Linked DNA regions of Mus musculus: region 1 is linked to region 2. Evidence: chromatin loops called from intact Hi-C (ENCODE). Cell type or tissue: left cerebral cortex. All regions are shown on one strand. Each heading gives the region's core, and the rest is flanking DNA. Links, peaks and the distances in the headings are about the cores only.

Region 1 (7,472 bases), core at 1,186-5,185, 430 kb before region 2:
TCATGTATGTTTGTGCACCACATGCATGCATAGGGCTGGCAGAAGAGGGCACTGGTTCTCCTGGAATTAGACTTATAGAACTGTTGTGGGCCTGCCTGCCTCCCAAGTAAGTGCTGGGAACCAAGCCTGGGCCATCCTTAAGAACAGTCAGCGCTCTTAACCACTGAGCCATCTCACCAGCCCCAAATTTTATACACACATACAGACAGACACACACACACAGATACACATGCACACACACACACAGATACACACACACACAGATACACACACACACATGCACACACACACACAGATACACATACACACACACACACACACACACACACACACACACACACACACACACACACACACACACACGTACAGCTGAGAGTTCTACATCTTCATCTGAAGGCTGCTAGCAGAATACTGGCTTCCAGACAGCTAGGATGAGGGTTTCGAAGCCCACATCCACAGCGGCACACCTACTCCACCAGGGTCAAACTTTCTAATAGTGCCACTTTCTGCACAGAGCACGTACAAACCATTACATAAACATATACAGATATCTATTTTAAAATTTCAAATTATTATTATATTTCAGATGGGTTTTACACTGCAGCCCACACTGCCCTGGGACTCACAACACAGCCCACGCTGGTCTGAAATGTATTATGTAGCTCAAGCTGGCCTTAAACTTGCAGAACTGGTATCTCAGCCTCTTGAGTGCTGGGTTGAGCTGAAGTTGAGTTGTCCCATCACATTTCTTCGATTGCTGCTTTCTCTTTAACTCCTTTGCATAGCAGCTTTGGGTGGGGGTGGGTGTTAACATGTGTAATGTTTCTTTACCACTTAATTTAAAAATTAAAAAAGTGACCGGGTGTGGTGACAAACACCTTTAATCCCAGCACTTGGGAGGCAGAGGCAGGCGGATTCCTGAGATGAAGGCCAGCCTTGTCTACAGAGTGAGTTCCAGGACAGCAAAGGCTACACAGAGAAACCCTGTCTTGAAAAACGTTTTATATATATACACACACATACATATATACATATATTTTTAATACACACACACACACACACACACACACACACACACACACATATATATATATTTAAAAGTGTATGTTTCCTTTTCTTTCTTTTAAAAAAACAGGGTCTCACTATGTAGCCCAAGCTGGCCTGCAACTTTCTTCACTACATAGACCAGCAGGCTGGCCATAAATTCACAGACATCCACCTGCCTCTGCCTCCAAAGAGCTGGAATTAGAGGCATGTACTACCATACCTGGCTTAAAAATTATGTGAACTGATCGTGTGTGTATGTGTGAGCACAAGTCAAGACGTCAGCCTCTGATGTCATCACTTTTTTTTGACAGTCTCTAGGTCAGTGGTTCTCAACCTGTGGGTCACAACACCTTTGAGGGTCAAAACCCTTTCACAGGGATCCCCTAAGACTACCAGAAAACACAGATATTTACACTACAATTCATAACAGTGGCAAAATTGAAGTTATGAAGTAGCAACGAAAATAATTTTATTGTTGGGGTCACCACAACATAAGGAATTGTATTAAAGGGTCACAGTGTTAGGAAGGTTGAGAATCATTGCTCTGGGTGGTCTAGGTTTCTGCAAATAGGTCATTTAGACTGATTGGCCATCAGTCCCTAGGGATCCTCCTCCTGTCTCTGCCTCCCCAGTGTGAAGATTGCAAGTGCGCACTAGCGTGTCTAGATTTAAAAAGAAAGGATTAGTGTGTGTGTGTGTGTGTGTGTGTGTGTGTGATATCCAATGCCCACTTCTGGACCTGCATACACTTGGTGCACATGAGCCCATAAAGTATTTTTATGTATGGACATAAAAATAAAATTAGCAATAAAGAGATCTTCATAGCAAATAGGAAACTGAGACACAAGTTCAAACTTACTTGGAGGGTGTCTTTAGTTTTTAGAATGACTTAGGTAGAGGGGCATCAGCTGTTTTCCCACCACTCCCAAGGGCAAGTGTACCTGGGAATTATCCACCACTTAAAGTGTCAGTCAGACAGTCTGGAAACCTTAAGAAATATGGAAGCACCAATAAGGGATCTAGTCTGAATAACAAGGTTAAGAGGGCTTCGGTGTCACAGACACAGGTTCTATTGTGAGAAACTGCATTGCTCCTGGAGCAGGAGGAGGGGCTTACCCAGGAAGTAAACACACAAGTCTCAGGAGGCTCCTGAAAATTACAAGGTTCGTGAGATCCCCCCTCCCCAAGGTTATGAAGTCAGTGGTGACTGCTGAACAAATATACTCTCAGACAGGCTGCAAACTGTGCTGGGAGCTTTAGGGATGCTGGTTTTATGGGTTGTTAACCTGTCCTGGAGTGGTGATCCACCTTCCCTGGAGTTATTCATGTTCCTGTAACTCCTCATCCAGTCTCTTGTAATAACATTCATAAACTTGCTAGTTCACTGACCTAGACTTCAGTGGGTAGAATTGTTCTCTTTGTTTTCAATGATTTATGCAAGTGAATACATGTTTGTTTGCATTTCCCAAGGAAAAGTCACATCACAGCCACCATGCTGGGTTTTATTCAGTGCATGAGTCAAACCCAGGGTTTCTGTATCCTAGACAAGCACTGTACCAACAGAGCTACATCCCCAGCCCTGAACTCACAGAGACCTCCTGCCTCAGCCTCCCGAGTGCTGGGATGATAGGTGAGCATTGACATTCTCAGCTCATCTGGATATCTAATACAGTAATTAGGAACAATACTGTCACAACATGGAAACTCTTGAACGGTCAGTGAACTTGGCCCAGATTATGACTAGTTCCTGATCTCTGTCAGCATGTCAGTCACCTTCTATGGGACTTGATAAGGTTTGGGAACTGTTTGGTTAATATCACAGCTTTATGTAGCCATAAGATAGCTACCAGGGCAATCCAGGAAGAGCCTTTCTAATTGAATAGCATTATTCTACGCCTTTCAACTGTTGGTACTGACTTACTCTGGCCACCAGGGGGCAGGACAGTACCATGGTTGCCAGAACAGACCTCTTCTGACTGGAATTCTGTTTGCTGCGGCACAAGCCTGTAATCACAGTTGAGTCACGAAGAGTTTCTAGTTTGCTTTTTGTGGCTGTGATTAAAAACAAAACAAAGCACAAAAGACAAAAGCTGGCTAAAAGCAACACGGGAGAAAGGGTTTTATGATTCCAGGTTACTGCCCCATACTGCAGGGAAATCGCAGAGGCCGAGACAGTTTGCCTCAGTCAAGTTTAGAGAGAGATGAAGGCACCCACACTGCATGCTGCCTGCTCACTTGGACACAGTCAGCCAGACTCTGCATAATTCTGCAGCCTAGAGCCCCCTATCCAGGACCTGGGGCTGCCCACAAAGGTTGACTCAAATAATAATCTGGACAATCATCCAAAGATATGTATGCCCACAGGCCAGCCTGATGTGGCCAGTCCCCCAGCTGAAACTCCCTTCTTAGCTGATTCTAAGCTGTATCAGCTTGACAGCCCAAACTAACCAGTACAAGCAAGGGCGGTGAGTTTGAGGTCAGCTTGAGCAACACAAAAAGACCCAGTCTTAAAAATAAAAACAAGACAGGTTATGTCACACAAGACACACACCTCTAATTCCAACAGTTAGGAAGAGAGGTAGGAAGATCTCTGTGAGTTCAAAGCCTACCAAGTGCGTTCCAGGACAGCCAGGGATACATAGTGAGACCCTGACACACACACACTAAATAAACCTAAACCAAAATACGTTCCCGCCCCCACCCCTGTAAAACACAAAACTAAACAGAACAAGTTACAAAAAGACAAGTGCATCTCCGACTGCTTACTTTGTGATTTAATGGAAGCTTGGGGGGGGGGGGGAAACTCCAGCACTTTGATGCTGTCCTCTGGCTTTTGTGGGGACTGTGCTTACAGGCACACCCACACATCTCATTAAAAATAAGGTCTTGGGCTGGTGAGATGGCTCAGCGGTTAAGAGCGCGGACTGCTCTTCCAAAGGTCCTGAGTTCAAATCTCAGCAACCACATGGTGGCTCACAACCATCTGTAATTAAATCTGATGCCGTCTTCTGGAGTGTCTGAAGACAGCTACAGTGTACTTACATATAATAAATAAATAAATATTTAAAAAAATAAGGTCTTTTAAAACGTTTTGGTTTCAAAAGCTATGAAAGTGATAATTAAAATATATACCTATTTGGTTGTTTTGGGGTACTAGGCAAACCAGGATGCTGGAGGCACAAGAAGACTTTCTCTGCTTACAAACAGGGCCCTTCATCCACACGAAACAAAGCAAAGACGATGAAACTCTCCATTCTCCATCTCTCAGTGTGAGAGCATGCAGAAACCTGTGACAGCACACAGCTTACCGAAACAACACACAGCTTCCCTGTGACAGCACACAGTTTCCCTGTGACACCACATAGTTTGCTGTGACAGCACACAGTGTTCCTGTGACAGCACACAGCTTCCCTGTGACAGCACATAGCTTCCCTGTGACAGCACACAGTGTCCATGTGACAGCACAAAGTGTCCCTGTGACAGCACACAATTCCCTGTGACAGCACACAGCTTCCATGTGACAGCACACAGTTTTCCTGTGACAGCACACAGTGTCCCTGTGACAGCATACAAGCTTCCCTGTGACAGCACACAGGTTTTCTGTGACAGCACACAGCTTCCCTGTGACAACACACAGTTTCCTGTGACAGCACAGTTTTCCTTTGACAGCACAGTGTCCCTGTGACAGCACACAGCTTCTCTGTGACAGCACACAGCTTCTCTGTGACAGCACACAGTGTCCCTGTGACAGCACACAGTTTCCTGTGACAGCACACAGTGTCCCTGTGACAGCACACAGTGTCCCTGTGACAGCACACAGTGTCCCTGTGACAGCACACAGTTTCCCTATGACAGCACAAGCTTCCCTGTGACAGTAGGCAGCATCCCTGTGACAGCACACAGTGTTCCTGTGACAGCACACAGCTTCCCTGTGACAGCACACAGTGTCCCTGTGACAGCATGCAGTTTCCCTGTGACAGCACACAGCTTCCCTGTGACAGCACACAGTGTCCCTGTGACAGCATGCAGTTTCCCTGTGACAACACACAGTGTCCCTGTGACAGCATGCAGTGTCCCTGTGACAGCACACAGCTTCCCTGTGACAGCACAGTTTCCCAATGATAGCACACAGCTTCCCTGTGACAGCACACAGCTTCCCTGTGACAGCACACAGTGTCCCTGTGACAGCATGCAGTTTCCCTGTGACAGCACACAGCTTCCCTGTGACAGCATGCAGTTTCCCTGTGACAGCACGCAGTGTCCCTGTGACAGCATGCAGTTTCCCTGTGACAGCACACAGTGTCCCTGTGACAGCATGCAGTGTCCCTGTGACAGCACACAGCTTCCCTGTGACAGCACAGTTTCCCAATGATAGCACACAGCTTCCCTGTGACAGCACACAGCTTCCCTGTGACAGCACACAGTGTCCCTGTGACAGCACACAGTTTCCCTGTGACAGCACACAGTTTTCCTTTGACAGCACAGTGTCCCTGTGACAGCACACAGCTTCTCCCTGACAGCACACAGTGTCCCTGTGACAGCACACAGTTTCCCTGTGACAGCACACAGTTTCCTTGTGACAGCACGCAGCGTCCCTGTGACAGCACACAGTGTCCCTGTGACAGCACGCAGTGTCCCTGCTTTCCTGGAGAAACCTCTGCTTGTGTGCATTTTGCAGTCCAACACTAGCAGTGTGTAGCAGTAGAGAAGAGGCCTCAGTTGTTAATTTCTACTTGGAAGTTCTCATCTGTGTAGAGTGTTTTATGATCCTAGTCCATGCTGCCTTCTCCCAGTCTCCTCCCACTCCTGAAACCCCCCTCATGCTCTGTCCAACTGCTCCCCATTCTACTTCATGAGTGTGTGTGCATGTATGTGTGTGTATGTGAGTGTGTGTGTGTGACTGTGTATGTGTGTGTGTGAGTGATATATGTCCCTGTTTGTGTCTGTGTGCTGAGTACATGTAGTCTATGTGTTCTCTTTGTGTGTGTGTGCACTTGTGCATGTGTGTGTGCATGTGTGTGTATGTATGTGTATGGGTGTGTGTATGCGGTGTATGTCTGTTTATGTGTACTGTGTATATGCGGTCTATGTGTTCTTTGTCTGTGCATGTTTGTTTGTATATGTGTGCATATGTGTACACTTGTGCATGTTTGTGTGCATGTATGCATATGTATGCATGTGCTCACATGCCATGGCACACAGTGTGGAGGTAGGAGGACAGTGTGTGGGATTCCCTTCTCTCCCTGACCACATGGGTTGGGGTTGGGCTTGCCTAAGCATCTTTACCCACAGGCCACTTTGCTGCTTCTCTGGGCACACTAAAAACACCCAGCAGACACTCACTGCCTCTTGGGAAGCACAGGATTAGAACACAGAGAATTTGCCTTCTTCATTTTTTTTTTCCCATTTGCTGGCGTCCTGCTCTGCTGCACACGTGTCTCTGGATAGCTGACATCAGCAATCGAAATCCCTGCAGGAGGCTGAAGTCCCGCAGGCACAACCTGGGCCTCTCCTGGTGGAAGACCCTAGCACAGTGCCACTCCATCCCACGCGTTCTTTCTCCAATGTAATAGGAGCTCAAACCCAACTCGTGGGTTCATTATAACACATGTATAGTCTAGGGACTTCTAACACAGAACGGGGGTGGGGGGCAGAACACGGTCCCTTACTTAGGGAACACGGTGTCCATTCCGGCACAGGCCGTTGCTGACCAGAAACAATTGTGACTGGTCCCTGGCAGAGTGGGGGGAGGCAGACGGTGATGCTGGGCATGGAGCTTGGGGACACACAGGAGCTTTGTCTGAGTGGTTGGCAGTTCAGCTGGCATTACAGCCTTCTGTCCATCACGGAAAATCAGAGACCCAAGAAGCTAGAAATCCGTGAGGCCGAGGTCAGAACTGTGGACGGGGACAGACCTAGACACATAGCAGCCTGACAGCAAATGAGGAGCAACGTACGTAGGTAGTCTTGCTTTCCTCAGATCTGAGCAATTGATTCATTATCGCTGTTTACCCTCTGATAAACAAGTGGCCTGAGAGCTGTTCATAGAACAAAATGCTCATATTCATACTTCTACAACAAAACGGATGTATGAACGTCACCTGTCATCTGCTTTCATCGATGAGGTAGGACAGTCAGGGCCGTGCAGTACTTGACTTGCTTCAAATCATAAGACAACTTTTAAAAATTTAAATTACAAGCCGGGTATAATCCCAGCACTCAGGAGGTAGAGGCAGGTAGATCTCTGGTCTACATAGCAAGTTCCAAGACAGCCAAGGCTATGTAGTGAGACCCTGTCTCAAACAGCAAAAATAAATAGATATATACAAAGTTGAAAATAACAACAAACCCATCAGTGCATTAATTATTTAGTATGTATGTATGTATGTATGTATGTATGTATGTATGTATGTGGGAGGGACATG
Region 2 (7,472 bases), core at 2,046-6,045:
GAGTCCTGGCCTTCTTCACAGCTATCGCCTTGCTGTGCCTGGCATTTCTTCTGTATCTATGTTCATCATTCAGGACAAAGGAGCGCTCTGAGAATGCCTTCGACCAAGCAGTGGATTCTGATTGAGCCTTCCAAGCAGCACCTGTCACCCCAGGCTGCCAGAACCCACCAGAGTGACACCACACAGTGTGAGTGAAGTGGCTGCCACCAGGACCTGTCCCGTGCTTAAATGCCAAGGTCATGTGCCTCTCAGCCACTGATTCCTGCCAGAGCACCTCCTGGGAGTCCCTCATCCACCCAGTGGGGACTGCCTTTGCAATCCTCCCTACCTGCTTGCTGATCCACTGGGAATCAAGGAGACACTGGCTGTTGGTGTCAGGGGCTTCACTCTGTCTACTCCAGAGGAAGTTGAGAATATAATTTAATGCAGAAGAATTGACCACGGGCTCGGTTTCCCTTTTCTCTCCCTCCGTGCTCTTCCTAGCAAGCTGCCCATGAAGGCTCCGACTCTGATACTTCACCCCACCCTGTGGCTTTGACCTAGAGTTCCTTTGCAAGACCTTCCTGTATTTTAGTTGAGTCGAGCCCTATCTCAAGTCACTAATGCTTTTTTTTTAGCAATCTCATAAGCATTAAGCTCCCTGACTGGTAGCTAGTAGCATTTAGTGGGGAAGATGATGGCATTTTGAGACAGTTTCATGGAGCCCATGCTAGCTTCCTGCCCACTATGTAGCCAAGAGCAGCCTTGATATCTGTTCTTTTCCTGAGGGCAGGGATTATGGGTTGTGAGGTCCTCGGGGTGGAACCCCAGAGCTTCATGCATTCTAGGCAACTATTTGACCAACCGAGTCACACGCCCAGCCTAAGAAGATTCAGCCTCAAGGACAGATGGCCTATGTCATGTAGGCAGACCTGAAGCACAAAGACACACAGAAGTCCCTAAATACAGAGTCCCTATTCTTATTTTGGAGTGCCCACTTGGAGCTCTGGTCATGAGGTTGCTACTAGGCATGTGTCCTCCTTGTGTAACTGTCTCCCTGCTGTGTCCTCTTGTAAATCACACCCAGTATGGACTGTACTGGGGGGGGGGGCAGTGAGGGGATCTCATTGACCCGGCAGAGCTCCTGCTCAGGGTGCCTTTGGGCTATAAACATGGGGTGTGCTTTTTTCCCCACTGCTCCCACAGGTATACAGGATCCTGTCCAAAGACATCCCTACATTTCTCCCTGCAGAGTTGCTACACATCTTGACTTTGGGAAAAGAGAAGGCAGTCTCAGGAATATTTGCCTCCAAAGTGGGATGGGAAAGGTCTTCAAGTTCAGTAGCTACAAGCTACAAATCAATGCTGTGTCTCATGGCTGTTTGCTGGCTCCATATGGAATAAATTCTTATTTTTATTTTGCAGCGTGTATTTGTTAACTTAAATATGATGCCCTTTCTCCTAAGGACACAAGGTGGTATTTTTAAAAGGAAGAAAGATTCTCACTGTATAGCTTTGTCTCTGCCTCCTCCGGGCTGGGATTCCATGTTTTATTTATTTATTGACTGACATGAGTTCTGGGTCATGAATTCAGCCTTGCATGTTTCTTACTGACTGACTGGCCATCGCCCCAGCCTTTGTTTTGGTTTTGAGAGAAGGTCTTGCAAAAACTCACCAAGATGCATAAGTCAGAAATAAAAATAGGGGTTGGAAAGATGGATCACTGGCTAAGAGTACTGGCTGCTCTTCTATGGGATCTGGGTTCAGTTCCCCGCATAAGTATGGCAGCTCAAAACAGCTTGTGGCTCTTCTAGCCTTCTCCAGCACTGAATGCATGTGCTACACAGCCAGACATGCAAGCAAAATGCCCATAGACATAAAAGTTATGGAATAGATTTTAAATAGAAGTAAAATAAATCTTTAAAAACAAAGTCAAGTATCTTAATTTTACATGCCAATCTCTAGCTCCTAGAAGCCCCACCCACAGCTTTTTCACTTAAAAACAAACAAGCATTGAATAAAACCAGAACATTGTTTGTTTCCTTTAAAAAGAGTGCATGCTGAAGATCATGGCTGAATAACAAGGTGCTAGTTGGAAGGCTGTAGTCATTAGAAAACCAGCTGTGTGCCTCTCTTGCCAAGGCCATGTCTCCTTTGACACGTCTGTGTTTGTCACCCCTGTGAGAAAGCTCTGTCAGATAACCCTCCATCAGCTGGGTCCCTCCTGTCTTATGTATACCACAGGTATCTCAACCCTGCTGGGTCTACACACTGGGAAAGCCACACTTCCCCATATCCATACACTGTCCCAGCTATCCCAACTCTAATGGCCCTTATGGCTGTGCTCCTCCTACGGATACCCAGACCCTACACCATACCCCAAGTGTCTACCATGAAGACACACACAGTCTCACACACACACATACACACATACTGTCTCACACATACTCTAGTACTACACACTCACACACACACACACAGAGCACCCCAGACAAGACCCCTGGCTCTCCACTACAGCTCACACTGAGGTAGTGTTTTTCACACGTTCACACCTAATCTCCAGCTCAGACCTGAAAGCACTGGTACAGTGGTGGGACTGCAAGTGTGTTCCACAACACCCAGCATACAGAGGAAACTCTTAAATGCCATTTCACAGAGGGAAAGAGATAAGAGGTTAATCTAACCAATATCTCAACGCCAGAGAGGGGCCCAGGGAGGAGCTGAGTCAGCTCACTGCAGTGCTGCCCAATCAGGCCTGTCTCACTCCCCACCCCCAGCTCTGGGATTACAAGATAATTCTACCACACCTAGCTGTCTTTCTTTCTTTTTCCTAATGTGGGCTCCAGGAGTTGAACTAGGTTCTCATGGCAAGCTCCTTACCAAGTAGGCCACTTCCCCTACTTGTTTTCTTTTCTTTTTTTTTTTGTTTTATGAGACAGGGTTTCTCTGTGTAGCCCGGGCTGTCTTGGAACACACTCTGTAGACCAGGCTGGCCTCGAACTCAGAGATCTGCCTGCCTCTGCCTCCTGAGTGCTGGGATTAAAGGCGTGTGCCACCACGCCCGGCTCCATACTTTGTTTTCATTTGAGAAAGTTTTGCCATGTGGCCCGGCTGGTGCTTACTATGTATGCCAGGCTAATCTCAAGCTCTTGGCACTTTCTACCCAAGCCTGCTGCGTGCTGGGATTATAGCCATGCACCACTGCACATGGCTTATATGCAATATTTTTACTTGTGAATTTGAGGTTTCATCTAAGGCTTCCTTTCCAAAAAAAAAAAAAAAAATGACCTAATAATAAAAAAAATCAAGGAAATATAAGAGCTGCATGTTTAAGAACAACAGGTGAACTTTTTTCTTTCCCTGAACCACTGTGATTGACTTTAAGTGTATTCATTTTGGTAGTTTGGGGTTTGAATCCTGGTTCCCACGTGCCCCAGGAAAACTCTTCCCTGCTCTGCCACACTCCCGAGTCCACTGCTGGTTGGTTCCTGTCTCATCCCCCAAGCTCCCGGCAGTGAAGCTTTCCAGGACCGAGCTCTCCAGGACCCGCCGGCCGAGTGCATGAGTTGCAGGTGGCAAGGATTCTCCGTCCCTCTTGTCTGGAACATCTTTTCACTGAGCTCTCGGCATCTGTCCTGACTGAGAGCTTTTCCTTGGGATTCCTCACTCAGTACCGCTTCACTCTTCAGCAAAAGCAGACTCGTTAGGATGAGGAATTTATTGAGAGAGGCTGGCAGCTCATAATCTTCTGTTAACTCCTGTTCCAGAGGATGTGATGCCCTCTCCTGGCCTCTGCAGGTACTAAGTTTGTTTGCGCTTGGTGCTCACAAACACCCATACACATAAAATAAAATAAAATAAAATAAAATAAAATAAAATAAAATGTCTGAAATGGGGTTCGTTCAGAGCCACAGAGATGACTAGCAGTTGAATGCTTTCTTGAGTTCTGTTTCCAGCTCATTCATAGCTCTAGCTTTAATGGCCTCCAAGGGGACTATTCCTCCACACACATAAAAGAGTATGTAAAGTGCTTAATGTTGTAAAGGCCTGAATTTGGATCCCCATCACACACATGAAGAGTTAGGAAGAGTTAGGATCGATGGCCTGCAGTGGTCATCCTGGGGAGGTAGAGACAAGTGTGCCCCTGGGGCTCAGTGACCAGCATGCCTATCTGAACTGGCAAACTCTGGGTTCAGTGAGAGGCTGTCTCATAAAGACCGGAAGAAGAGTGACTGAGGAAGGCACCCAGTGTGCTCCTTTGCTCTTGTTTACTTGACACAGCTAGGGTCCTCTGGGAGGAGGGAGCCCCACTTGGAGGAATGCCTCCATAAGAGGCATATCTGTGAAATATATTCCCTTTCCCCCGCCCGCCTCCCCCCACCCCCCGGCCTATTTATTATATGTAAGTACACTGTAGCTGTCTTCAGACACCCCAGAAGAGGGCGTCAGATCTCACTACAGATGGTTGTGAGCCACCATATGATTGTTGGGATTTGAACTCAGGACCTCTGGAAGCGCAGTCAGTGCTCTTAACAGCTGAGTCATCTCTCCAGCCCTGTGTCTTTGGACTTTTAAGACAATGTCTCAGTATGTCTCCTTGGTAGGGGAAGCGGCCTTAAATCCAGATTTGCTTCCGCCTCTGCCTCCCGAGGGCTGGGATTAAGGGCGAGCGCCAGCACCCTCGGCTGTGTCTTAATTATATCCTGTGTATACAGAAGAAAAGGGAAGTGGGCTGGGGACAGACAGTTCATCCTATGAGTCCTTCCTATCCCTAAAGTTCTCAGGAGTGACCGCCCTGTCATGCCAACATTTGGGAGACTGAGGCAGGAGCATTGCTGCGAGCGAGCCTGCTTGGATTATACAGTGTGGAAGGCCTACACTAAAAGGCCTTGTCCCCAAAATCCCAAACCCAAACAAAATAGAAAGGAGAAATTACAACGCCAAGCTCACTGCACGTGTCTGAGGAGAAGCAGTCCATAGAGAGCCGGAACCGCCATGTCATAACCCAGTGAGCATGCGTAAAAGCACGCACGTTTCCCCGTCGACCAATCGGTGGGCACGCTGGACGTCGGGGGCGGGGCTTCTGCCGACACATGCGCACGGCAGGGCGGGCCCTCTCTCTTCTCGCTGAGCGCCGCCAACATGGTGAGTGTGTGTGCCGAGAGCTCCGAGTGCGGCCGTCGCGACGCCCGTCTTCTGCCCCGGGCGGGGGAGCCCCGGCGTGGAGTGGCTCTGCGCGACCCGGCCAGCGCGTGGGGAGGCAGCGGGGCGTGGAACCCAGCCCGCAGGGAGCGCGGCTCGCGTGGACCGCACTACCGGGGCCACGCGTGCGCAGTGGCGGGAGTGGCTGGGCCTGAGGTCCGGGGATGGCGGCGCTGCTGCGGCCTCGGACCTGCCCGGCGGCCTGGCTCCTCATGAGCTCCCTTCAGTTCTTTTTCTCCGGAAAAAGCGAACCGGGGAGTGGTTCAGTGGATTGAACGATGAATTAATTGTATGAGAACTAAAGGAGTATCAAACATGGGTAAGAGCGGATCCAGGGAGCTCGTGTGCTGGGAAAGTGGCCACGGGATACTTGAAGTTAAAAAATGCTGGCTACTAAGTTCAAACTCGTCTCCCAGGGCGGCCCCGAGCCCTGTGTTGCCGGTAAGCAGCGGACTTGGAATATTTAAAGCCAACCCTTGTTTCTTTTCCTGTTTTAGGTGTTCAGGCGTTACGTGGAGGTTGGCCGGGTGGCCTACATTTCCTTCGGGCCCCATGCTGGAAAGCTGGTCGCAATTGTAGATGTCATTGATCAGAACAGGGTACGTGTGGGACGGAGTATTTTACAATCTTTATTTAACGTGGCCGTAAGATCGACAGCACCGTAGATGTTACTCAGGGTAGCTAGAGTGGTCCTTGGGTGGAGTTCTTTAGATTACAGGTTTACCATTGAGGAAACACTGGCCACGGAGTTTGAAGCACTGGGTAGAGTTAGCTCATCTTACAGCACTAATTCACCGGGTAAACGAGGCAGGCAAATGCAGGTGAGTTTAAATGAGGTAACTGAGAAGACTTCAGTGAGCTGGAGGTGCGGCTCTGTTGGTAGAGTGCTTGCTAGAGTCCCTGGATTCTAAAGATAGATGTGGCTCCTGCTACCTCAGGCTCTGGGAGGATAAGGTAGGAGAAGCAGGAGTTTGCCACTAGCCTGGGCTGCTTGACCTTGTCTGAAAATACCACAGTGGAGGCTTTTAGGATACTGGGTTCACAAACGTGCATTTTCTTCATTTGAATGGTAATGTACATTTCGTCCAGAAAGGGCTAGAAATTACGTAGAGGTTACAGCCATCTTGAACTTTAGATGCCTGTCTGAGGTCCTTGATTTTGTATCCTAGGCTTTAGTGGATGGACCCTGTACTCGGGTGAGGAGGCAGGCCATGCCCTTCAAATGCATGCAGCTCACTGACTTCATCCTCAAGTTCCCACACAGGTAACACCTTGTTCTAAGTTGCTTTTCAGTTTGGTGCCACAGTCTATATATACACGGATAATACAGATGGTTTGGAGCCAACCAAGGAAAGGGGCCTATATCTAACAAACAGACTTACTGACTTAAAATTGCCCAGGTCGTTTTGCCATTATGAAGTTCCTGTTTGGGTCCCGTGTCTCCCCCCCCCCCACACACACACACACACAATAAGTTCCGTGAAAATGTCTGCTCTCATATATCCAAATTGGCCCCAAATTTGCAGTCTTCTGGTCTGAGTCACCTTAGTGATGGGGTTTGTTGTGTTTTAGAGGGGTGCAGATTAAGACTGTCCTGCAGCACTGTGTGGTTGTCATCAGCAATGATTGGTACAATGAAGCACCTGCTGTAATGAGCCACCACAGAGTGGATTTAACCTGGGTGGTCTCTGAGACAGATGCCAACTGAGGGGTGCTGGTGGAGTGGTTATGGTCACCATGTACCGGAGTGACTACAGGTGAATCTAGGGTTCACCGAAGCGCAGAAGTTTTTAGTGGTTAAGAAACTTAGCCAAGTTAATGTGCAAAATATAGCAGGTGTAAGGAGCAGCTTTTGTTATTTACAAAGGGACATGGTTTTATGCACACGTGTGAGCAGTGGTAAGTGTACTTTGAAATATTTTTTTGACATGACCTACCATAAAGCTGATTGAGTAATATGTGACTTGATCTTCATAGTGCCCGCCAGAAGTATGTCCGAAAAGCTTGGGAGAAGGCGGATATCAATACGAAATGGGCAGCCACAAGATGGGCCAAGAAAATTGATGCCAGAGAAAGGGTAAAGGCACAAAGCTTTGAGTTCTGGAGGGCGGGATGTGCTTGAGATGTCAGGGGAGATCAGTTGAGTTTTGTTTTTCTTTTAACAGAAAGCCAAGATGACAGACTTTGATCGTTTCAAGGTCATGAAGGCAAAGAAAATGGTAAGTCTTCAGATGTACATTTATATTGGCTGTAGGGTAATGAGGGAAGAGTAGCCAGTCCCTATTTTGTGG

Evidence for each region. Hi-C counts contacts between places; a loop is a spot of excess contacts. Peaks named below come from ENCODE experiments on the same cell type or tissue, not always from the same donor. Only the 100,000 strongest peaks of a DNase experiment are listed, where the experiment ranks them.
Region 1: it touches region 2 in a loop (2.8-fold over the local background); 4 of 42 quality-filtered maps call a loop at or near these places.

What each region holds. Positions count from the first base shown.
Region 1 is chr9:120,137,855-120,145,326 of GRCm38, forward strand. No RefSeq gene overlaps it. Among named protein-coding and RNA genes, the nearest start is that of Gm5922, 5.2 kb to the left of the region's middle. In left cerebral cortex, for the core only: a CTCF peak has its summit at 2,976 (motif pointing right); a DNase peak (open chromatin) is centred at 2,986.
Region 2 is chr9:120,566,418-120,573,889 of GRCm38, forward strand. It overlaps Rpl14 (ribosomal protein L14), which reads left to right and starts at 5,100. Exons shown (of 6, transcript NM_025974.2): 1 at 5,100-5,124; 2 at 5,679-5,780; 3 at 6,351-6,445; 4 at 7,159-7,258; 5 at 7,347-7,400. The coding sequence starts at 5,122. It overlaps Entpd3 (ectonucleoside triphosphate diphosphohydrolase 3), which reads left to right. Exons shown (of 11, transcript NM_178676.5): 11 at 1-1,910. The coding sequence ends at 125. In left cerebral cortex, for the core only: a CTCF peak has its summit at 3,772 (motif pointing left); DNase peaks (open chromatin) are centred at 3,737, 4,187 and 5,040; H3K4me3 peaks cover 1,829 bases; H3K27ac peaks cover 1,525 bases.